2 separate regions of the Homo sapiens genome follow, and region 1 is linked to region 2. A link is a loop called in an ENCODE intact Hi-C map of the cell type or tissue named here. Cell type or tissue: HCT116. All regions are shown on one strand. Links, peaks and the distances in the headings refer to the core of each region. The heading gives the core; the rest is flanking DNA.

Region 1 (11,793 bases), core at 4,160-6,659, 1.1 Mb after region 2:
GGAGAAGGAAAGGGAAACAGACAGAGAAACACACAGAGAAAGATATCTGGTCGTTTTTGTTGTTTTTTTTTTTTATAAAGATACTAATCTATAGCATCAGAACTCCACTCTTGTGATCAATTTAACCTCAGTTACCTTCTTATATAGGTCCCATCTCCAAATACAGTGACACTGGGGGTTTGAGCTTCAATATGTGAATTTTGAGGGGACATATTTAGTTCTTAGCAAATGCTATTATAAATGAAATTGTTTTTAATTTTCCAGATTGGTGATTGCTGATGTATAGAAACACAATTGATTTTGGGGTATTCTCTTAGTCTATTTTCTGCTGCTGTAACAGAATACTACAGACTGGGTAACATATAATAAACAGAAGTTTATTGGCTCACGGTTCTGGATGCTGAAGATTCTAAGATTGAAGGGCTAGCATCTGGTGAGAGCCTACTTGGTATGTATGTTATCCCATGGTGGAAGGACAAAGAGAGGGCTAGAGAGCAAGGGATCAAACTTGAAGCCTCAAGTTCTTTTACAATTGGCATTAATCTATTCATGAGGGTGAGACCTCATGACCTAAACAACTTACATTAGGCCTTACCACCCAACATTGTTGCATTATGGGTTAAGTTTCTAGCACGTCCTTTGGGGGGATATATTCAAACCATAGCAAGTGTTGGCCTTGTACTCTGAACATTTACTTATTAGCTCTATTAATTTTGTATGTGTGCCTACATGTGTATATTCTTTAGGATTTCTATATATAGAATCATGTAATCTGTGAACTGAGATAGTTATACTTTTTTTCTCCCAATTTGAACACTTTCATTTCTTTTCCTTGGTTAATTGCTCTGACCAGAGCCATCCCTTCATTTTAAATATTTTGCTCACGTGATTATGGAAGCTGGCAAGTCTGAAATCTGTTGGGCAGCTGAGTAGGCTGGAATCTCAGGCAAGAGTTGATGCTGCAGTCTTGAGGCAGAATTTCTTTTTCTCTGAGTAATCTCAGATTTTGCTCTTACAGCCTTCAGCTAATTGAATAAGTTCCACCCACATTATCAAGATTAGTCTCCTTTACCTAAAGTCAACTGATTATAGATATTAAATGTATCTTCAAAATACCTTCACAGCAAGACCTAGATTAATGTTTGATTGTGTACTGTAGCCTAGAAAAATTGACATGTAAAATTAACCATCACATTCAATGTGGTAGATAGTAGTGTTAGTTCACAGGATTTTAAAACATTTTTATTTCTCACTCTCCTTCCCATGGCTTCAGTGTGGGCACAGTATACTTCCTCATGGTGATTTTGCATGTGGCTATGTGACTCATTTTGGCCATTGGAATATGAACAGATCCACTAGCAGTTGAGGATAACTAGATGGGGTCTTAGAGAGAAGCAGAAGACATGTGTGTTCTGAATCCTCTGACTGTGTGTGTGTGTGTGTATGTGTGTGTGTGTGTGTGTGTGTGTGTGTGTGTGTGTTTGTAAGCAATGATACAGAGTCCAATTTGAAAGAGCTCCTACTGGCAAAAGAAGGGACACTTGGAGCATCAAGGAGAATCAGAAAGATTTTTTTGACTGAAGTAGTTTGAAATATATCAAAAATTTCAAAATACATAAATTTCAATGCTTTTATTAAACCTCTCACTGGTCACATTGAGGATTGCTAGGGCACTAACTCATTATTCTGAAATTGCTTTTAAAAAGTTTTTAAACCAAATTTTTTGCTTTCCTACACAAACTGAAATTCAGAGTAACCAAAGAGTTGATAGGGGAAAACTTTATTTTTTATTTATTTATTTTTTTGAGACGTAGTTTCACTCTTGTTGCCCAGGCTGGAGTGCGGTGGTGCAATCTCGGCTCACTGCAAACTCTACCTCCTGGGTTTAAGTATTCCCCTGCCTCAGCCCCCTGAGTAGCTGGGATTACAGGCATGCACCACTACGCCCAGCTAATTTTGTATTTTTAGTAGAGACAGGGTTTCACCATGTTGTCCAGGCTGGTCTTGAACTCCTGACCTCAGACGATTAACCCGCCTCAGCCTCCCAAAGTGCTGAGATTACAGGCGTGAGCCACTGCGCCCAGTCTGGGAAAATTTTTTAATAGAAGAATTCCAGTGAATAAATAAAAAAGTGATAGAATATCACCATTTTGCAACCTGTGAGAAAATAATACTTCTAGGGAATAATTACTAATGGTTACCAAATAACCAAATGGGTAGAAGGTTGAAAGGAAACTTAATAGTGATCCACTTTATGTATGTGCTATTTATGTGCTATGTACTATACTATATAAATAGTACTTTATAGTATTACTGTTTATGAAATTTTTTTTTTACAAAATCCTAAATCTGAATTTAATCAAGCCTCTAGATCTAACTGCCAGTTTACTTGAAAAAAAGAGGCACAGAGTAACATGTTAAGTGATCTTTCAGTGACCAACAGTGGTGGTGGAGGAGACCCACCCAAGTCTGGCTGTGTTGGGTACTTGTGATGCAAATAACTCATGAGGAGCCTTGCTTTCCTCCTCTGGTGCTGTCAGGGCTGTTACCTTGAGCTCCCCCTACGTTAGTGGGTCCTCGATTTTAGAGTTGAAAGCTTGGCTGCCTGGCTGTGCTCTGAAAGAAATTATTTTCTTATGAGTATCACTCTGTTCCTCCTTCCCTAATGCTCGCCACTCTGGTACCATTGCTACTGATGTCACAGCTTCTTTTCTGGCTCAAGTCACTCCTCCCAGGACAGGGCAGGTGCAAGTGAAGACAGAGAAAGGGTGGTTGCAGCAGTGTGTGAGGAGGCCCTACCTGCTGGCTTGTGGACAGTTGTTCTGCCAGGTGTGCCAGCCACAGCCGTGACAACGGAAAGACAAAGCCTTCTCTCCCGCCTGACTCCCTCTCTCCAGCTGCTTTCCACACTTCCAATACCCAGATCATGTCATATGCCCCCTGTTACATTTTTTTGAGCCCCTAGTGTCCTTAAAATGAAGTCTGAATTCCTAATATGACATTTAGGCCCTCCATGGTCCAAGGCTATCCATGTTCCCAGACAGAGTCTTCCATGATAACTCCTTTACATCCTGCTGTCTTGCTGGCTGCATTGTCTATCTTGTTATAAACTTTTATTTCTCTATTTTTTTTTAACGAATGATTTTTCTTTATCTGGCATTTTCTTTTTTAATAAATTTGCCCATTGAATCTTATACCAGCCTGCTTGACTACATAAATGTTAATACCTCTGAGATACTTGCTGGAATTTCTTCCAGTTGGAATTAGTTTTTCTCATCTGTAATGGCCCCAAATGCTTTTTTTTTCTTTGAGATGGAGTTTTGCTCTTGTGGCCCACGCAGAAGTGTGATGGCACATTCTTGTTTCACTGCAACCTCCACCTCCTGGGTTCAAGCGATTCTCCTGCCTCAGCCTACCTAGTAGCTGGGATTACAGGCTCCTGCCATCAGGCCCGGCTAATTCTTTTGTATGTATGTATGTATGTATGTATGTATGTATGTATGTATGTATGTATGTATTTATTTATTTGAGACAGAGTCTCACTCTGTCACCCAGGCTGGAGTGCAGTGGCATGATTTTGGCTCACTGCAACCTCCAACTCCTGGGTTCAAGCAATTCTCTTGTCTCAGCCTCCCGAGTAGCTGGGATTACTAGTAGTGGGCGCTACCATGCCCGGCTAATTTTTGTACTTTTAGTAGAGATGGGGTTTCATCATGTTAGCCAGGCTGGTCTTGAACTCCTGACTTTAGGTGATCCGCCAGCCTTGGCCTCCCAAAGTGCTGGGATTACAGGCATGAGCCACCATGCCCGGCCTCCAAATGTTTTATTTTAACCAAGGTGGCCAAAATAAAGTCTCATTAATATTTCTCTTAGTTCTCCTAACTTTAGATAGGATTTCTTACCAACTCTAGGCCACTGACCTCCCTTTTCTTAGATCATTTACTATAAAAAAACTTTTAGGCTGTTTTTTTGCTCCTTTGATATATAACTTTTAAAAAATGCCTGTTACCAATTCTACAACCCTGGAATGTCTTTCTTAAGGAGGGCCATCTCCTTGAAATGTAATAATCAAGGAAGATAGAGCCCGTGTCTCCAGTTTCTGTAGGAGGGCAGTAACCAACTTGAGAGGGTGCTTAGCTCCAAGTTATAACAGTACCTCCTATCACGAAGATACAGTAAAGTTTGTGTTTTCTTTAGGTAAGGACAGTTAACACAGATGGCCTACTACCCCCTACTCCAGCTCTTAAAACCTCTCCTGCTAAACTTCTGTACATCAGTAGAGTGAAAAGGCAACCAACAGAATGAGACAAATATATTACAAATAACATATTTGATATATGTATAAATAAAGAATATGTAAAGAATGTCTACAGCTCAACAACAGAAAAACCAAATAACCCAATTTAAGAATGGGAAAATAATTTGAATAGACATTTCTCCAAAGAAGAGGTACAAATGGCCAATAAGCACATGAACAGGTGCTTAGCCTCACTCATCATTAGGGAAGTGAAAATCAAAACTACAATGAAATACCACTTCATATTCATTAGGATAATTATCAGAAGAACAGAAAATAACAAGTGTCGTCAAGAATGTGGAGAAATCTGGATATTTGTACCTTGCTAGTGAGAATATAAAATTGTGTAGCTGCTGTAGAAAACCGTGTGGTTGTTCTTCAGAAAGTTCAACACAGAATTACCATGTGATCCAGCAATTCTACTTCTAGGTATATACTCAAAGGAATTGAAAGCTGGGACTTGAACAGATATTTGCACACCAACATTTATAGTAGCTTTATTCACAATAGCCAAAAGGTGGAAACACTCCAAATGCCCACCGACAGATAAATGTATCAATAAAATGTGGTTAATACATGCAATGGAGTATTAGCCTGAAAAAGGAATGGAATTCTGATACATGCTACATTATGGATGAACCTTGAAAACAGGCTAAGTAAAATAAGCCAGAAACAAAAGCACAAATATTACATGATTCCACTTATATGAGGTATCTAGACTAGTCAAATTCATGAGACACAAAAAGATGAATGGTTTACTAGGGGATATGGGAAGGAGGAATTGGAAGTTATTATTTAATGGACATAGAGTTTCTATTTAGGGTGATGGAAAAGTTCTAGAAATGGATAGTGGTGATGTTTGTACAACACTGTGAATATACTCAGTACCACTAAATTGTACATTGAAAAATTGCTAAAATGGGAAATTTTATCTTATGTATATTTACCATAACACAAATATTAAAAAAAAAAAACCCAAACCCAATTATCTTCCCCTTTGTTTCAGTGGAGTTGAGTTCATGCTATATTCTGGTCTCTCTCACCTATTGCAATAGCCTTAAAGTAAGTCTTCCTTGACTATGTAACTTTGTCCAGGCCAATTTTTGCTTAGACAGTGTGCATTTCTGGCATTGCATTGAACATACTGTGAATTGTGTTCAGCTACTTGAGCACACATCTGCTTCTTTGTAAGCTTTTAAGCCTTTTGAGGTCAGGAAGCATTTTGTAGTCATATTTTTATCATCCAGGATGGATGACCAGGTGTCCTTACAAATTAGGACCCAAAAAATTCTGAAACAAAATTATTTCTATTTTATATACAGAGTTTGCTTGTATATAAGTGACATCTTGTGGCACCAAATGGAATAGTCAGTACTGTATTAATGTTTTCTTTGAACAAATAATGCTCTTTTTAGAGATCCAGATCCTACATATCTATTTTAAAGCTTGCCTAAAATAAGCATTGTTACAGTCAGAGGGCAACCAGTTAGTGGTATTTCTTAATTATGGTTTCGTCCACTTGGGTAGACCCTACCAGGGACAATTTGTGGCTGGATCAGGTCTGGTAACTTATTGATTGTGGCAGCGGGTGGTCCGGAGAGGCCACTGCCACCCCACCGGCTGCAGTGGGGAGGTGCGAGGGGTGGCAGCAGGAACGGCTGTGGGAGCAGCAGTGGCGGTGGTGGGTCCCCTGTGCCCCACGTCCCGGAAGCAACCTCCTGTGCTGCCCCCAAACTCATGCAGCCAGGTGGGACCCGACCCTAGGCCCGGAGCTTTCATCACTCGGGACTCTGGCCCCACACTGCTGCTCTCACCCACGCACTGCTGCTGTGGGGAGGGCGTGGGGAGGAGGCGGAGCTGGGCCCGGGGCTGTGCCACGCTTCACGCTTCACGGAACCAGCGGGAGCCAAGGACAAGCAGGAGCCGCCCCGCAGCCCCTTGGGGGCCGCCGCTATGAGGCCAGGCCAAGTCGCCCAGCCCAGAGGGGGAGTGATGGAGCCACGCGATTGGGCACAGAGGAGTGGGCAGAGAGGCACCCAGCAAGGACCTGGAGCCCCCGCCCCAGGCTGTGAGGAGGCATGGCCCGGGCTGCCTGCACATTCCACAGAGCAGGCAGGAGCCCCACCTTCCCAGGTGCAGGACCCAGGCCGTCTGTGGGATCTGTACCCTTGAGGTCAGGAAGGCCCCCCTGTCCCCACAGGCTCGGGGAAGCCTGCTCCTGCCTGGCCTCTCCCTGTTCCCTGCACTGCTTTGATCTTGGAGCTGGGTTGGGGCCAAGCTCAGGGCAGTGCTGACACGCCAGCCCCCTGCTGCCTAGACCCCCTCCGGACTTTGGGCACTGAGGAGTACAGGGGAAGCCGAGGGGTGGCTGAGAGCAGCTTGGTGCTGGCCTACAGGTGCCCCTTGACTCGAGCATTCTGGGCTCCATGGACAGCTGCAGGAGGCAGACAGGCTGTTAAGAGGGTAGAAGGGGGCAGGTCCCTGGTTAGGCCAGGGAAGGCCTGAAGGCTTGGGGCTGACTGCCCATCCAGTTGATAGGAGTGGGAGGTGGTGGCTTTTCTGGCCACCCGCCATGGCCTCTCATAGACCAATCAGCGGGCACTTCTGAGGCCATAAAAGCCCAGGACTCAGCCAGAGCTGAACAGATGACGGGATGACCAGCTGCAGAGAGGAGCTACCCTCTCTGCTGGTAGCTGGACCATGGGAGGAACAGCTGCAGAGAGGAGCCACTCTCCCTGCCAAGAGTGAACACTTGTTGGGACGACTTGCCTGCAGAGAGGAGCTACCAGCTCTCAGTTAGGAGCTGAACACTTGACGGGACATCCTGGCTGAGGAAAGGAGCTGCCCCTTGTGGGAGACTGAGCTGTTCTATCGCTCAATAAAGCTCTTCATCATCTTGCTCACCCTTCACTTGCATGCGTACCTCATTCTTCCTGGTCACAAGACAAGAACTTGGGACCCACTAAATGGCAAGGCTAAGAGAACTGTAATACAAACAGGGCTGAAACATGCCCCTTGCTCCCCACGTTACAGGCAGAGAGAAGGAGAGCTGTGGCCCTTTGGGGAGTCTAGACCTGGGAGCTCCCTGAGCCAGGGCTGTGACTCCTTCTTTGAGGCCCTGTGGTTCCTGGCATCTCCAAGCTTCCAGGCACCACTGCTTTCCCTGGTGCCAGCCAGGGAAGCTCCTTGTGGTGCGCCCTGTCCAGCTGCAGCCTCACTGAGAGCCGGCGCCTATGCTGGCATCTGGAGCTGCCCGCCCCATGGCAGCAGCTGCATGTCTGACTGCGCAGTGGCCAGACCCCGTGCTCACACACACAACTCTTGCTGCTCCATGCTTGACTCACTGTCTCCCTTGGAGGTGTGGGATCCAGGCCAGTAGCATGAGCTGAGTACAGCCTGCTAGGCCAAGTGGGCAGAACGAGCCCAGTGGGCTGAGCAAAACTTGGGCAAGGCCTCCACCAGCCACAGGTTTCCAGCCAGGAGAAGGACACCTCAAAGATCCCATAACATTACCAAACTTGAAAGAGATTTCCCTAATCAAAATTATTAATTTATTGATAATTAGCAGAAAGATAATAGCTGAATCCAAGGAAAAGAAGAAGGTGGGTAGGCTATAAAGGCAAGAGAGCCCTTATATAATAAAGGCAACAGAACTTACAAAGATGCCTGATAAATGTCAGGTGCATTGCTAATTCCCTTGTTTCGACAAGGGAAGATTTGGGGCTTGAAAAAATACCTGGAGTTGCTGGTGTTTTAGTGAATATTCAATTTATTAAAATTATGAGTTTATAAATTTAGATTTCTTAAGACTTTAATCTCAAAATGCTAATTTTATTATAAATTCAGAAACTTATTTCAATTAAAAAGTCTCTTTTTCTTAACACCTCAGGGGATTCTTAAGTGCCCTGGAGTGTGAGAATCATTGTTCTGTAATGTATAATAATTTTCAGCCTTTTTTTTTTAAATAAGTAAGGTTTCTAAATTCCAATTAATGAATCTCTATTGACTTGTTTTCTCAGTGAGGCTGTCAAAGGGAAGCTTGATAGCTTTGGCATGAAATTCCATAGCATGTGTGGTTCTCATTGACATATGCTAAACCTGTTTCCTCCAGCCAGCAGTGGTTTCAGGGGAGTGTGTCTGACTTTTTCCTGAGGGTGACCCTGATAAAGAAAGAGAGAAAAAGAAAAGAATAATAAAGCAGGCATTGAAAGCAGAGAAACGTAGTGGTCCCCACTGTAGAATTTGATTCATTTCTTGCCCCTTTCTTCCTTTATCCAGGCAAACTTATTGAACAGGCATTCGTATAACTGGGCCACTGCCTGCAGAACATCGCCAGGATTTGCTCTGATTCACGTTTGCATCTATTAAAACATAACCTTTGGCACATTAAAAACTAAGAGTTTATTTGAGCAGACTGTGACCATGAAACAGGCAGGGAATGGCTAGGGGCTCACACAGAAATAGAGGCTCCTGGAAGAGGTTGAAGGAAAAACTTTTATAAGGTGAATGTGAAAGCAAAGAAATTATTTGTCTGGTTAAAGTTTGAGCAATTGCCTTATTTGGACTATTTCAGTGAAAGATTCAAGACAATATAAATAATGCCCAATTGGCCATTTGTGATTTGCTGAGATAAAGTTTAAAATTCCGTTAGGTTTCAGTTTGCTTATGTAGGAATCCAGGGTGTCAGAGCCACTTCAGTCTAATGGCCTCCCATTTAGTTATTTTAACACATCTCTAATGCCTACTCCAATCTTGGTGCTCAATATTCATTCATTAATAACTATTTCCTGAGAGCCTCTAATATACTAGGTATGCTTCTAACTGCTGGGAACATTAGCAGTGTCCAAAGGGATAAACATGTAGGCCCTCAGAGAGATACTTCCTAGAGGGAGAAATGAATAAATGAGAACACATAGTACATTATGTGTCTGTGTCCTTCAGGAAAAGGCCGCCAGCCACACACCTGTGGTTGAATAACTAGGGTTTGTTATTTTTTGCAGAGAGGGACAACAGTCACCATAGGGACTCATAGGGGGCTCAGAAAAAGAATGTAATCTATTATAGGATTTGGGCTTTAGCTGGCAACTTGGGGCAGGTTCTCAAAGAGTAGAGCTTTGCTCTGGATTTAAAGTTGTCAGGAAGTAGGGGAAATTCTGATTTGGTATCTTAATAAATCTTATGTGTAGAGAGGACAGACTAGATTGAGGCTAAAGTTGTACTTGGTAAAGAAGCAGCAGTCATTAATTTTAGCCAAAAGAAAAGAGGTGTTTGGTAATTTGTGGGTTGCACAGTGGCCTTGTTTTTATCTCACTTTATCAAAATCTGAGAGTGTCCTTGTCTGTTGTTGATGGTCTATGAAATTGTTTATGTACAGCAGGAGAATGGGGCCAAGCTGTGAGCATCAGGCCAATTGCCTGATGGCAGGGGCTTTCTCTTTATCAGATGATAATAAGTGCCATGAAGAAGAAAAAGAAAGCAGGGAAAGGCATATAGGGAGTGCTGGATGGAGAGAGGCAGGAATGATGTCGACTTAAAAACAGTTAGTGAAGGCTAATTAACCTGTAAGCAAAAAAAATCTGAAGGAGGTGAGAGAGGGGTCAACAAGTGAAACGATGGGGAGAGCAGCAGGAGAGATGGGAGAAACCACATTCAGAAACAGTGAGGAGACCAGTGGGTTCAACAGTGAGTTAACAAAGGTGAAATAAATACTTCTAAGGACTTCACGAACAGCTGCCGATGCCCAGATGTCTGGTTGCCCAAGGTGTTATCTGAGACTGAAGAAACAGACTTTCCCCCTTCATTCCCTGAAACTCCCACTCCCTTACCCTTTGGCTGCATAAAAACTCCCTGCTTCTGCTTCTTCCTTTTTTTTTGAGATAGAGTTTCACTCTTTTGCCTAGGCTGGAGTGAAGTGCTCTGGGCTCACTGCAACCTCTGCCCCCCAGGTTCAAGCGATTCTCCTGCCTCAGCCTCCTGAGTAGCTGGGATTACAGCTGCCCGCCACCACACCTGGCTAATTTTTGTATTTTTAGTAGAGATGGGGTTTTGCCATGTTGGCCAGGCTGGTCTCGAACTCCTGACCTCAAGTGATCCACCTGCCTTGGCATCCCAACATGCTGGGATTACAGGCGTGAGCCACTGCGCCCAGCCCCCGCTTCTTTTGTTAAGATGGATTTGAAAAATCTTGCTCTCCTGCCTTCTTGCTTTGGCCATATCAAATCTTCCTCTATCTCTGAGCACCTGTGTGTCAGTATTTGGCGTCAACTGCACGTCGGGTACACGAGCCTGAATTTGGGGTTTTATGACACTCTGATGATGTCCTATCTCATTAAAAGTCCTATCATCCCCTAATTATCCCACACCCCCACTGCCTTTCTGAGCTCATTTCCTCTGTGTCCCTCATTCACTCCACACTGGCCTCTTTTCCTGTTCCTAAAAACAGGGCCTTTGCATCTGTAATTTTTAAAATTCCAGTCATAAATAGTTCACTATATATATCTAAGAGATAATTTTAAGAAGCAATCATATTATATCATACCTTAAAAGTGAACTATAGTTCTGTCGTATCATATAATATCCAGTCAGTTTGCATTTCCCTATTTTTCACGATTTAAAAAAACTGTTCAAATCAGCATCAAAACAAGGTCCACAGATAGCATTAGCTTAATATGATACTTTTAATCTATAAGTATCTTAGGACACTTTAAATCTATAACAATAAAACTTTTAATTGTTTTCATCTATAATAATTTTCTCTTCTAGCACATTTCTTATGTTCTTTTGTGCAGTAGAACTTTCCACATTCTAGATTAGTGGTGTCTAACATGTTTACCTGCCTTTTTATTTCCTCTAAACTGCTTGTTGGACCTAGACACTAGATAAGATTCTGGACTGATTTTTGTTTTTTGCAGAAATATTTCATAGGTGGAACTGGATTTTGCCTATTGCATTATATTAGGAAGGTTATAATGTTGGGCTCTTTTCTTTTTTTGTGCCATTACGATTGTTCAGTAGGTTGAGGTATTTAATTAATTCAGTTTAGCCACTAGAGGTCAGGGCTTGATTTAAAAATAAATACTGTACTAAACTTGATGAAAGATCTAGACAACTTTTGATCTGTAAAGGAGTAGAAAATTCTTTATTATTAATGAGATGTCATTACTAGGAATTTCTGCCTAAAACTTTTTTGGTTCTTAAATATACAAATGTTCATTGCTTTAAAGGTCAAATACAGTTTTTCCAAAATAGTTTTTCCATCGTTAGCCATTATCAATACTCTAAATTTCTGTTTCCTAGATTTAAATACTACTGTATCCCAGGCATTTAAGTCAGTTTATAAGCTGCTTTAACTATATACAATACCCTAGTTAAAATGGTAAAATAGGAAAGCTAGGACAGTGAGAAAAATACTGGTTAAACCAAACATGGAAAAAAGGACTGAGCAGCCAAGGAGAGGAGGAAGTCAGGTGAATTCACAAAACTGTAGTTGCAGCAGG
Region 2 (11,793 bases), core at 3,484-5,983:
TGAGCCCCCCTCAGATTCATGTGTTGAATTCCTAACCCCGAGTACTTGAGAATGTGACTGCATTTGAAGAGAGGACCTTGACACAGATGATTACTTTAAAATGAGGTCAGTGGGGTGGGATGTAATCTGATCTTGCTACTGTCCTTACACAAAGAGGGAATTTGGTCACAGACAGATGCAGAGGGAAGACCGTGTAAGGACACAAGGGGAGGGTGTCCCACCTGCAAGCCTAGGAGAGAGGCTGATATGATTTAGCTCTATGTCCCCACCCAAGTCTCATGTCGAATTGTAATCCCCAATTTTGGAGGAGGGACATGGTGAGGTAATTGGATCTTGGGGGCGGATATCCCCCTTGCTGTTCTCGTGATAGTGAGTTCTCATGAGATCTGGTTGTTTGAAAGTGTGTAACGCTTCCCCTCTTGCTCTCTCTCTCCTGCTGGCCATGTAAAGTGTACCTGCTTCCCTTTCACCTTCTGCCATGGTTGTAAGTTTTCTGAGACCTCCCCAGAAGCAGAAGCTTGTACAGCTCACAGAATCATGAGCCAACTAAACCTCTTCATAAATTACCCAGTCTCAGGTATGTCTTTATAGAAGTGTAAGAACAAACTAATATAGAGGCCTCAGATGGAACCAACCCTGCCAACACCTTGATCTCAGACTTCTGACCTCTAGCCCTGTAAGAAAATAAATATTTGTTGTTTAAGCCACCCAGTATGTGGTACTTTGTTATGGAGGCCCTAGAAAATGAACATACCAGGAATGGTGCTAAGAACTTCAGCTCAATGATCTCATTTCAGTCAACAGCCCTTTGAGGCAGGTGCCATTTCCATGCTTAGTGTGCTGTGAAAAAAGTGAGGGCAGAGCTTGTGTAAGGTCCCCAAGGGCACAACACCTGTGCACAACTGTAAACACTACATGACCAAAGACTAGGTCAGGTCTTACACCAATCCATCCATGCTGCAGAAACAGCACCACTGAGCTGCCTAGATCCAGGAGCAGGAGGGCAGGTGCAGCCTGTGGTGTGGGCGAGGCAGAGGACACAGTGTGAGGGACCAGTAGGCTTGGGCAGGAAAAAACACTTATGACCTGTTCTGGAGAACCAGAGATGAGTCTCACCTTTGCCACTGAAAAGAAGAAAAGGGGGTCTGACCTGCATCAGGCTGGAGACCTCATTTCATGGCACCATCTAGCTGGTCACGGTGCCAACCTGGGGTGCCAGAAACACAAGGGCAACAAGGTGCAGGGAGGCGACACTGAGGGTCCACTCCCTGTTCCTGGACAAGTCCCCACCACACAGCCCACGAAGGACGCTATCCTCTTCCACCAGCTCCAAGGTGAGATCAAGGGGCTGGAGGCCACCCCACCCCCACCCCACTTGCTACCAGAGTTCTGGCAGCATGACTTTGTATAAAACGGCTCAGAAACTGGAGACAAAAGGAGGAGGCACGACTGTGCCCTGAGCACGGGGATGAGTTTTCCCTAGGAAATCTTGGGTTGGGGCATCATACAGATCTGCTCAGGCTTCCTCCCTTGATTCCTTCATGGCTCTGCCCTAACTCACCTGAAATCACCAGAAGGATCTCCTACCAGTGGAAACCTGATGTCTAATGACATCTGGGCCACGCTCCCTTGCCTTTTGTGTGCCAACTCAACAGGGTAGGGAGCCCTATCCACTCTGAAAGTGGCCATCTACTCGTGATTTGAAAACTTCCACAATGCACTACCAGCTGCAAAGCCAAAGCAAGCCTCCCTGTAATGTGTCAGGGGACCACATCCTCCGACCTATTTCCTCAATGGCAGTGGCCTCTGTGGCTTATCACTGGGCCACTAAGCAATGACACAGAGGGGAGCCAGTCCTCTAGGGAACTCCTCTAGTCTCCCACAGCATCAATTGTTTAGCAGATTGAGCTCACTGTTTTCCTCGGGGTTCCAAGCCAGCCCCAAAGGATGACATGCGGGTAGGGTTCTTTTTCAAAGCATTGTAGGGTGGGTTTGGAGGCAGGTTGGGAGGAGAAAGGAGGTCAGTCCTGACCAGTTCTGATCAGTCCAGGAAGGGCGTGGGCAAGTAAGGAAGGACAGCACAGGCACGTGATGCTACAGAGAGAGAGGTGACTTTGGAGCAGCTGCAGCCCAGATGGAAGCTCCTGGCCACACTGCCACCTCAGCATCTTGCCGAGGCTGGCACAGTGCTCACCGTCTCCTCCCTAACAGCCTCAGCAACACTTCTGGGCAGGGATGTTGGTGAACCCTTAGCAGATGATGCTTAAGCCTGTGAACTCGAGGCAGAATTCTGTGAGTGACCCTGAGAAAGGTCCTCCCAGCACTTCAGCTTCTCCGAGGTTTTTTTTTTTTTTTTTTTTTTTGAGACGGAGTCTCGCTCTGTCGCCCAGGCTGGAGTGCAGTGGCGGGATCTCGGCTCACTGCAAGCTCCGCCTCCCGGGTTCATTTCATTCTCCTGCCTCAGCCTCCCAAGTAGCTGGGACTACAGGCGCCCGCCACTGCGCCCGGCTAATTTTTTTTTTGTATTTTTAGTAGAGACGGGGTTTCACCGTTTTAGCCGGGATGGTCTCGATCTCTTGACCTCGTGATCCGCCCGCCTCGGCCTCCCAAAGTGCTGGGATTACAGGCGTGAGCCACCGCGCCCGGCCTTCTCCGAGGTTTTAAGTGAGGCATGCCTGGCTGGACGCTGCACTAAGTTACACTTTCAGTCACACAAATGAACAGACCACGGCATTAACAATCATCAGCACAGTGTCCTCAAAGAATTAACAAAGCCTCAGGAAGGATATAGAGAGCTTAAGCCTTAGTGGAATCTGGATTATATTATTTAAGGAATTAAATCAGAAATAATTCAAAAAGCTTCATTTGTGAAACTTGCATCCACTCCAGATGTTAAGAAATGACAAAAATAAAATGCTGTATTTTTCGTGTATGTGTGTGTGTATATATATACAGAGAGAGAAAGATAAATTCAAATTTTATCAACTGTTCCAAATATATAAGTTACTTCATGCATATCAGGAAGCTGAATACAGAACTATGAGCCTCATAAATGCCAGCTGATTATGTTCCCAACTCAGAGTGTCTGGGCAGATTGGGCAAGTTTTCCCCCTGAGCAATCTGCTGTCTGCATTTCTGCGCTCCTTCCTTGGGGTGGGCAGGAGGGAAGGGTATGTCAGCCACTCCCAGCTCACCCCAAATAAGTGGCCTGAGGGCAAGCAAAGGATTGGTGAGTCCAAGGACTCTTTCTGAGGAGGTATATTTTGGTGAATGACTATCACGAAGCCCTTTTGACTTAAGCACATGGTTCTCCATTGCCCCAATATTAGGTATTTGCTAATTAAAGTACAGAAATGCACACATTTAATACTGGTCATCAGGTGTATTCTGATGGGTCTAATGGGCTATTTTTTTTTTAATTCCACACAATACCTTGAATAATGAATGAGGAAATTACCTACAAGACCAGATCACAGCCAGAGATGAATGTTGGCAGTGACATGAAGAAGGCTGAGAACAAATGATTAGGTTTAGAAAATCCCAGCTCATCAACTCTGGTCTGCTCTTCAGTACCTAAGAATGGTGTCATACACCCAAGAACAGCTCCATGTTCAAGCACTAACTCCAGGCCCAGATGTTGTCTCGGTGGCATAGCAAATAATGGAAAGTTGCTCATTTCTTTCCCCATGAAGAAAGTCAAGGTTCGGAAGCCATCATAAGTTAATAGGACTAACGTTCTCTACACAGTGGGCACAATTACATTGTCAACAAGAGCTCTGTGAGTATTCAAATGTCAGCTTTCTTTACAGACTGGGTAGATAATAAGCAGAATGTCATTGTCCCTGAAAGAAATATTAAGGAAGTATTACTAACGATCCATTACAAATTGGTGTCAATTTCAAATATGTCACTGTGTTGACAGGATATAAATAATACATGAAGAAAACACTTGCACATTAAGAATCGATTTTCTGCTTTGTGCAATTTAGAGTTCCAGTTTTTTTTTTCTTTTCTTTTCTTTTTTTTTTTTTTTTTTTTTTTGACGGAGTCTCACTCTGTCACCCAGCTGGAGTGCAGTAGTACGATCTCGGCTCATTGCAACCTCTGCCTCTTGGGTTTAAGCTATTCTCCTGCCTCAGCCTCCCAAGTAGCTGGAATTACAGGCACGCGACATCACGCCCGGCTAATTTTTGTATTTTTAGTAGAGATGGAGTTTCACCATGTTGCCCAGGCTGGTCTCAAATTCCTGGGCTCAAGTGATCCACCCACCTTGGCCTCCCAAAGTGCTGGGATTACCGGCGTGAGCCACCGTGCCCGGTCTAGAATTCCAGTTTTTCATTCAATAAGTCTACAATGTAGTACTCTTATAATATTCTTTCCATTCTCACTCAATACTAGATTACAATTAAGAGAGGAAAACTCAGAAATCATACACAGCAGAATAATTTGCTATTTTACCAATGAAATAGAATTTGAACACTCTCAAACAACCAACATGTAATATCACAATTCGCCACTTGGTGTCACTAGACCTCCAGGAAACTCAAATTTACACTTACCCTGACAAGAGATTACGTTAGATTTCCACACCTTTTTTTCTGTAAGGCCCCATTTCACACAAAGATATTACAAAATGACAACGGCATGAATTATCGGAATGATGGAACTATCTTCTAAAAGGGTAGTAAACTCAGGTTAACTCCCAAACAGAATACACACCTATTACCTTACTAGTAAGAGTAATAACCACCAATTATTGAGCACCAGCCACAGTGCTAAGTGCTCTACCTATATTGTCTTATCTAATCCTGAAAACACGATCTTCCTTTAATGGTAGTTGTCTTTATTTTTAAAATGAGAAACCTGAGCTCTGCAGAGGTTAATAACTTGCCAAGCTGTTCCCAGTACCCAATCTCACATACAGATCTCTGCTAAGCCATGAGGCCACAAAACAGAAGCTATGTTTTTGGTCTGGAGAAATATTCTCCACCTGGAAGACAACCCTTACCCACAAAAAGGCAGTAGCCCAAGGGCTGTCAACGAAGTGCCAAGCGACTTTCCAATGACTATTAAAAGTAAAAGAATACAGCCCGGGATTCAGAAGACCCGGCCGGGGAAGGACTAATCAATGAGGTTTCATGGAAGACAAGGGATGTCAGCTGATCTCTGCATGGGGTTCAGAACTGAGACAGCCAGAAAGAGGACATGTGAATGGGGTGAGGCGCAGAAAGCTTCTAAACAGCCACTGCCATTGCTTGGCAAATGCATGACAGCCAATCCATAAACAATATTGTCCCAGAGCTATCCTTTCCCGTCAGATCCCAAAGGCCCACTCGTTTCTCACTGCTTTCCACTCCCAGTGCCAAAGTACTGACTCATAGCATTTTTGGCTAAAAGGGAAGGAACTGAATTTTCTTTTTTACTTTTAAAAAGATGCTGAGCTGGCTCCTCAGTCAAGTGCTGATGATTCACTGCGAACAAATCCCAGTGGCGAAAGGCCAATCACGGTCATTTACCTTATTCAAATCTTAACAGCTGGAGAGCAGTGAGTTTTTGCAATGTGGTACCCTGCAATAAGGGCTGAAAATGACCTTTGTCTCCGCAAAGGCAACCACATGCAGGCGGCCTGGTTCCTCTTCAACTGGACATGAAGGATTCTCTGAGCAGCTCTGGCACTAAGTCAGCTGGACCTGAGCACACTGGCTCTTCTGTGATTCTGGGAAAAACATATTACAACTCAAAGTGTGCTGTTGAAAATATAACAAAATCCCATCTACTTGGGACCAATAGGAGATACACTTTTATTTTTTGTTTCCATAGTAAAATACACATAACATAAAGATCTCCTGCCTTAAACCATTTTTGAGTGTACAGTTTAGCAGTGCTACGAACATTCACATTGTTGTCCAACCATCACCACCGCTGGTCTTCAAAATTCTTTTCATCTTGTGAAAATGAAACTCTGTATCCATTAAAAATGAACTCCCTGGCTGAGTGTGGTGGCTTACGTCTGTAATCCTAGCAATGTGGGAGGCCAAGGCGGGAGGATTGCTTGAGCTCAGGAGTTTGAGACCAGCCTGGCCAACATGGTGGAACCCATCTCTGCTAAAAATACAGAAATTAGCCAGGTGCAGTAGTACGCACCTGTGGTCCCAGCCACTCGGGAGGCTGAGGTGGGAGGATGGCTTGAGCCCAGGAGGTGGGGGTTGCAGTGAGCAGAGATCGACCACTGCACTCCAGCCTGACAGAGGGAGACCCTGTGTCAAACAAAACAAAACACGGACTCCGTGTTCCCCCCGGCAACTACTTTCTGTCTTTGTAATTTTGAATACTGTAGATCATGGTAGCAAAAGTAGAAGTAGCCCCTTCTACTTTCTGTCTTTTTAATTTTGAATACTATAGATCATGGTCCCCAGCCTTTTTGGCACCAGAGACCAGTTTCTTGGAAGAAAATTTTTCCATGGACGTGGGCTGGGTGCGGGGATGGTTTCGTGATGAAATCATTCCACCTCAGATCATCAGGCATTAGATTCTCCTAAGGAGTATGCAACCTAAATCCCTGGCATGCTCAAGCAGTAATGCTCACTCATCCTGCTGTCACCTCTTGCTGTGCAGCCCAGTACTTCTTCTTTTTTTTTAATGTAATTTTTTGTTTAAAGAAGGGGTCTTGCCATGTTACCCAGACTGGTCTTAAACTCCTGGGCTCAAGTGATCTGCCCACAATGGCCTCCCAAGGTGCTGGGATTACAGGTGTGAGCCACCATGCCCAGCCCTAGTCCTGAATATGAAGACACAAATAGGTTAAAAGTAAATGGATGGGGGAAAAAAATCCCATTCCAACACTAATCAAAAGAGAGCCAAAGAGGTAATAATAATATTAGACAAAGTAGATTTCAGAGAAAAGAATATTGCTAGGAACAAAGAGAGCCATTTCATAATGCTATAAGGTTTCATTAATCAAAAGAGTGCAGCCCAGTTCTTAACCAGGGGTTGGGGACCCCTGCTCTAGGTATCTCATAGAAGTGGAATAAAAAGTGTTTTGTTTTTTTTTTGTGACAGGCTTATATCGCTTAGCATAATGGCCTCAAAGTTCATTCATTTTGTAGCATGTGTCAGAATTTCCTTGCTTTTAAAAAATATATACTTTTTTTAAGGGAAATTTTAGTATCATAGCAAAACTGAGAGGAAGGGATGGAGATTTCCCATAGACCTCCTGTCCCCACACACAGACAGCCTCCCCCACTATCAACATCCAGCACCAGAGGGGACATTTGCTACAACTGATGAACCTACATTGCCACATCACTACCACCCAGAATCCATGGTTTACCTTAGGGTTCACTCTGTGTTGCACATTCTATGAACAAATTTATGACACAGATCCACCATTAGAGTATCATACAGAGTAGCTCCACTGCCCTTAAGAATCCTCTGTGCTCCATCCTTTTTAAAGCTGAATAATCATCCATTGTATTATATATCACATTTTATTTATCCATTCTTCTGTTGATGGACACTTGGGTTGCTCCCACCTTTTGGCTGTTGTGAATAATGCTGCCATGAACATGGGTATACAAATATGTCTTTGAGACCCTGCTTTCAATTCTTTTGGGTATAAACCCAGAAATGGAATTGCTAGATCAAGGTAATTCCATTTTTAATTTTTTAAGGAACTGTCACCCTCTTTTCCATGGTGGCTGCACCATTTTGCATTCCCATCAACAGTGTACAAGAGTTCCAAATTCTCCACATCCTTGCCAACACTTGTTATTTTCTGATTATTTTATGCTAGCCATCCTAGTGGGTGTGAGGTAGAACCCTTCATTCATGTATTTTTTTAAACTCTTCCCAAGGCTGAAATTCTATGAATTTTTGAGAGCTCTAATTATAAAATATTGCAGTAGTACCTGATGGTTATAGAAATGCATTGTTCATTTAAGATTTCACCACACCCACCCGGAGGGATCCTGGGCCAGAAAGGAAGAGAGTTAAGGTGAGGTCACAGCCCCCTGGGATAGGCACTTTTCACAAAGGAAAGAGGGAACAAGGCTGGGTCTGGTGGCACGTGCCTGTAATCCCCTTGCTTTGGGAGGCCGAGGCAGGAGGATCACTTGAGCCCAGGAGTTCGTGGCTGCACTGAACAGTGATTCACACCACTGTACTCCAGCCTGGACAACAGAGTGAGACCCTATTTCAAGAGAAAGAAAAGAAAAGAAAAGAAAGGGAGAGAGAGAGAGAGAGAGAGAGGGGGAGGGAGGGAGGGAGGGAGGGAGGGAGGGAGGGAGGGAGGGAGAAAGGGCAACCGATTCAAGTGAATTTCAACTTAGTGAAGTCAGGATACCTAAAGTTCCATTAATTTCTAAAACCAGAGTGGGCCCACAGTGAGATCACAATGTGAACATTAACAAAGCAAAACAAAAATTACTATAAATAACACAAGCGATGCTTCATTGTCAATCTTTGGATTTGGAATACAATTTTTCGAAAATCTAAAACCTGATTGTTAAGTTACGTCTGTTGCGGAACGTTACAAATGATTAGGAAGGTTCAAAGTCCATTGATTAGTGTGAATTGCTTTTTTTTTGTTTGTTTGTTTGAAAGGGTCTCATTCTGTCACCCAGGTTGGAGTGCAGTGGCATGGTCTTGGTTTATTGCAACCTCTACCTCCTGGGTTCAAGCCATTCTCCTGCCTCAGCTTCCCAAGTAGCTAGGATTACAAGCACCCGCCACCACACCTGGCTAATTTTTTTGAATTTTTAGTAGAGACAGGGTTTCACCATGTTGGTCAGGTTGGTCTCCAACTCCTGAGCTCAAGTGATCCTCCCGCCATGGCCTCTCAAAGTGTTGGGATTACAGGTGTGAGCCACTGCACCCGACCATGAATTGCTTTTTGGTCTGCTTTACCTATCAAGCTTCCTGTAGGGTCCAGAACTCTTTATTATTATTATTATTATTTTAGAGACAGGGTCTCACTGTTTTGCCCATGCTGGAGTGCAGTGGTACCATAACAGCTCACTGCAGTCTCAAATCCCTGGCCTCAAGTGATCCTCCTGCCTCAGCCTCCTAAAGCGCTGGGATTACAGGCATGAGCCAACCCAGAACTCTTCAGAAAATTCAAGAGATGGACAGGAAATCCCTTCCATAAGGCTTTCTTTTGTAAGGCTGGTGGAGCATGTTAATCTCTGGAAAGCACTTCTGTCTAGGAGCCAAGTTTGGCCAAACACCTGCTGGGCCTGCTCACCATGTCCTGGTCCTTCCATCACCAAGTGCATGAGTGGAATCAGGCTCAGTGGGGACTCCTGGGCCTGAATCCTTCCATCAGAAAGTTTTTTCTAGAATGAATAAGACCTACTATTTGATAGCACCACAGGGTGACTATAGTCAATAATAACCTAATTATACATTTTAAAATAACTAAAAGAATATAGTTGGATTGTTTGCAACACAAAGGATAATGCTTAAGGGAATGGATACCCCATTCTCCATGATGTAATCACTTCACATTGCATGCCTGTATCAAAACATCTTATGTACCCATAAATGCATACACCTACTGTGTACCCAAAGAAATTTTTTAAAAAAGTTTTTTCTTGGCATAAAAGAGAACTAGTGAATACAGGAGACAGCAACGAACTGCAATCTGGAAATCTGGGTTTGACTTGACCTCCTTGAACAGGAGACTGCACTGAATTGCAATCTGGAAATCTGGGTTTGACTTGACCTCCTTGAACAGGAGACTGCACTGAATTGCAATCTGGAAATCTGGGTTTGACTTGACCTCCTTGACTATGGGGAAACTGCTCAACCACTTTGAGCCTCCAGGCCTTCCACTATGAAATGGGGCCAACACCACTTACAGTGGTGCAGGTGAGCCTATGTGAAAACTGCTGACACACAGTAGGTTGTCAATAAGTGCTCAATCTGGAACCAGAGAACCACTGATTTTTACAACCAGAGCCTAAAAGGATAACCCCAGAAAGTTCCCTTTTGTTTGCTTGACCCCTAGGGTGGGTGTCTGTCTGTCAGCCGAGGATAGGACTTCAGTCAATGTTCACCAAGTCATCATTAATAAAACGGAATCCTCTGGGCATCCTTTCAAGGTCTCTGAAAAACAGTTGTGCCCTCTGTGAGAACTTGACGAGGCCTCATTTGCCTGACATGTAATTCACTCAGACCAAATGACATTGTTTGGAGACAACACTGGGTGCCTCCACCTTGGGCAGAGCCCAGAGGAGAAGTAATGGCTTCACATGCCCAGAAAACCCTGCAGTGGGTGAGGGAGCAATTCATCTCCTCTCCAGGATGGGGCTGTTGAGCTGGAGGCAGCAAACTATCAACTTTGGAGTTACAGAAAAACTCTGACACCCAAACTGCCTGAACCGTCTGCCTCTGCTCGCTAAAGTCTATTTCTCTACTTGGCAAATTTATGTGAGATAATTCTGCCACAATAAACCTTTCAAAGGGAGGGGCAATAATATTCTGCAGAGAGGAGAAATTTTCCATTTTTGTTTGCCCTTTTCCTTTTCCCATCTGTATTCCCCTTCTTCTTCAATTTTCTATCATTCCCCTGATCCAGGTATCACCTCTCTTCACTACCCCCCAGGCTTCTGTACCAGCGAATGTTCCCTCTGCCTATCTCCCCAACCCCTTCCCCGCTTGGCTTTTTCACACTCCGCACTCGACAGCAACCCTGTGCCCCCAGCGTGCGCATGCACACACACACACACACACACACACACTTGAGAGGCCTCCTGGTGTGGCAGTGCCCTGGTCCCAGCAGCACCATAATTGTGTCTCTGTGGTGCCTCCCGTCACCATGGAAACAAGCGTTTGCAGTCGCTACAGACAGACACAGCCATTACAGTGGCTGGTGCCTGTCAATCCACATGTGAGTGTGTGCGCTTAAAATAGAAGTTCTGTGAATAAAAACAGCAATTAGGGAAATCTGGAAATCTTTCTGATTATGGATGCATTTAGACCTGCTACCAGCTCACTTCCCTTCCACATCATCCTTCTCCACTGTTGTTTCTAACAGAGGTGTGGAAAGCCAATAAGCCCATTCTCCCTGGAAACAATGCCTCCTGTGAAGGGGATTAGCCATCCTTAGGGATCTACAGGGTATGAGGATCAACAATAGCAGGTGTGGCACTGGCAGGCCCTTTAGAAAATCTGACTCTGATGCCTGCTCTTTGAAAAACAAACAAACAAAAAAAAAAAATTGGAGTACTGAAAATGCAAAAGGGAAGAAGAGTATTCAGGAAATGATCAATGAAATGCAATTAATAAGAGGCTAAGATATAAATATTAGGACAGGAGACGAGGCTGTCATTGAAGGCAGGCTGCGGAGTCTGTTTATTTTGCAATTAGCAAAGGGTAAGTGACTGAAAGGTAATTGACAACTCTCTAGGCACTAGTAAAGGGTAACCTGATGTCATCTCATTTTTGATGTTACTGAAAGGAGAGGTCCTTGGCAGCCTTGGCCCTTGGGACTGAGGGATTTGGCAGCCTACAGGCTCAGGAGAGACTGGCTGGGGATGGGCTGCCCCTCCAGGCCCTTTTTCCTTTGCTTTCCAGAATCTTCCTCCCCTTTGGCCAGGTAGTAATGCCAACTAGCAGAACATGAAGGATCTATTCTAAGATTGATGCTTGTTCCCAAATTAAAGTGTATTCCAATGGAAGAAATAGATATTTTATCAGGAAGAAAGCCACATCCTCAGCACAGCAGTATTGATCCCCAGATTTAAGGAAAAGTAAAAAGTCCAAACAATCGTAATCAGAGAGTGGAGAAGATAT

The links. Peaks named below come from ENCODE experiments on the same cell type or tissue, not always from the same donor. Only the 100,000 strongest peaks of a DNase experiment are listed, where the experiment ranks them.
Region 1: it touches region 2 in a loop (16-fold over the local background); 2 of 110 quality-filtered maps call a loop at or near these places.

What each region holds. Positions count from the first base shown.
Region 1 is chr13:37,063,554-37,075,346 of GRCh38, forward strand. No RefSeq gene overlaps it. Among named protein-coding and RNA genes, the nearest start is that of SUPT20H, 9.8 kb to the left of the region's middle. In HCT116, for the core only: a CTCF peak has its summit at 5,638 (motif pointing left); a DNase peak (open chromatin) is centred at 5,628.
Region 2 is chr13:35,974,186-35,985,978 of GRCh38, forward strand. The region is part of intron 3 of DCLK1 (doublecortin like kinase 1); the gene reads right to left. Among named protein-coding and RNA genes, the nearest start is that of DCLK1, 150 kb to the right of the region's middle. In HCT116, for the core only: a CTCF peak has its summit at 4,523 (motif pointing right); a DNase peak (open chromatin) is centred at 4,556.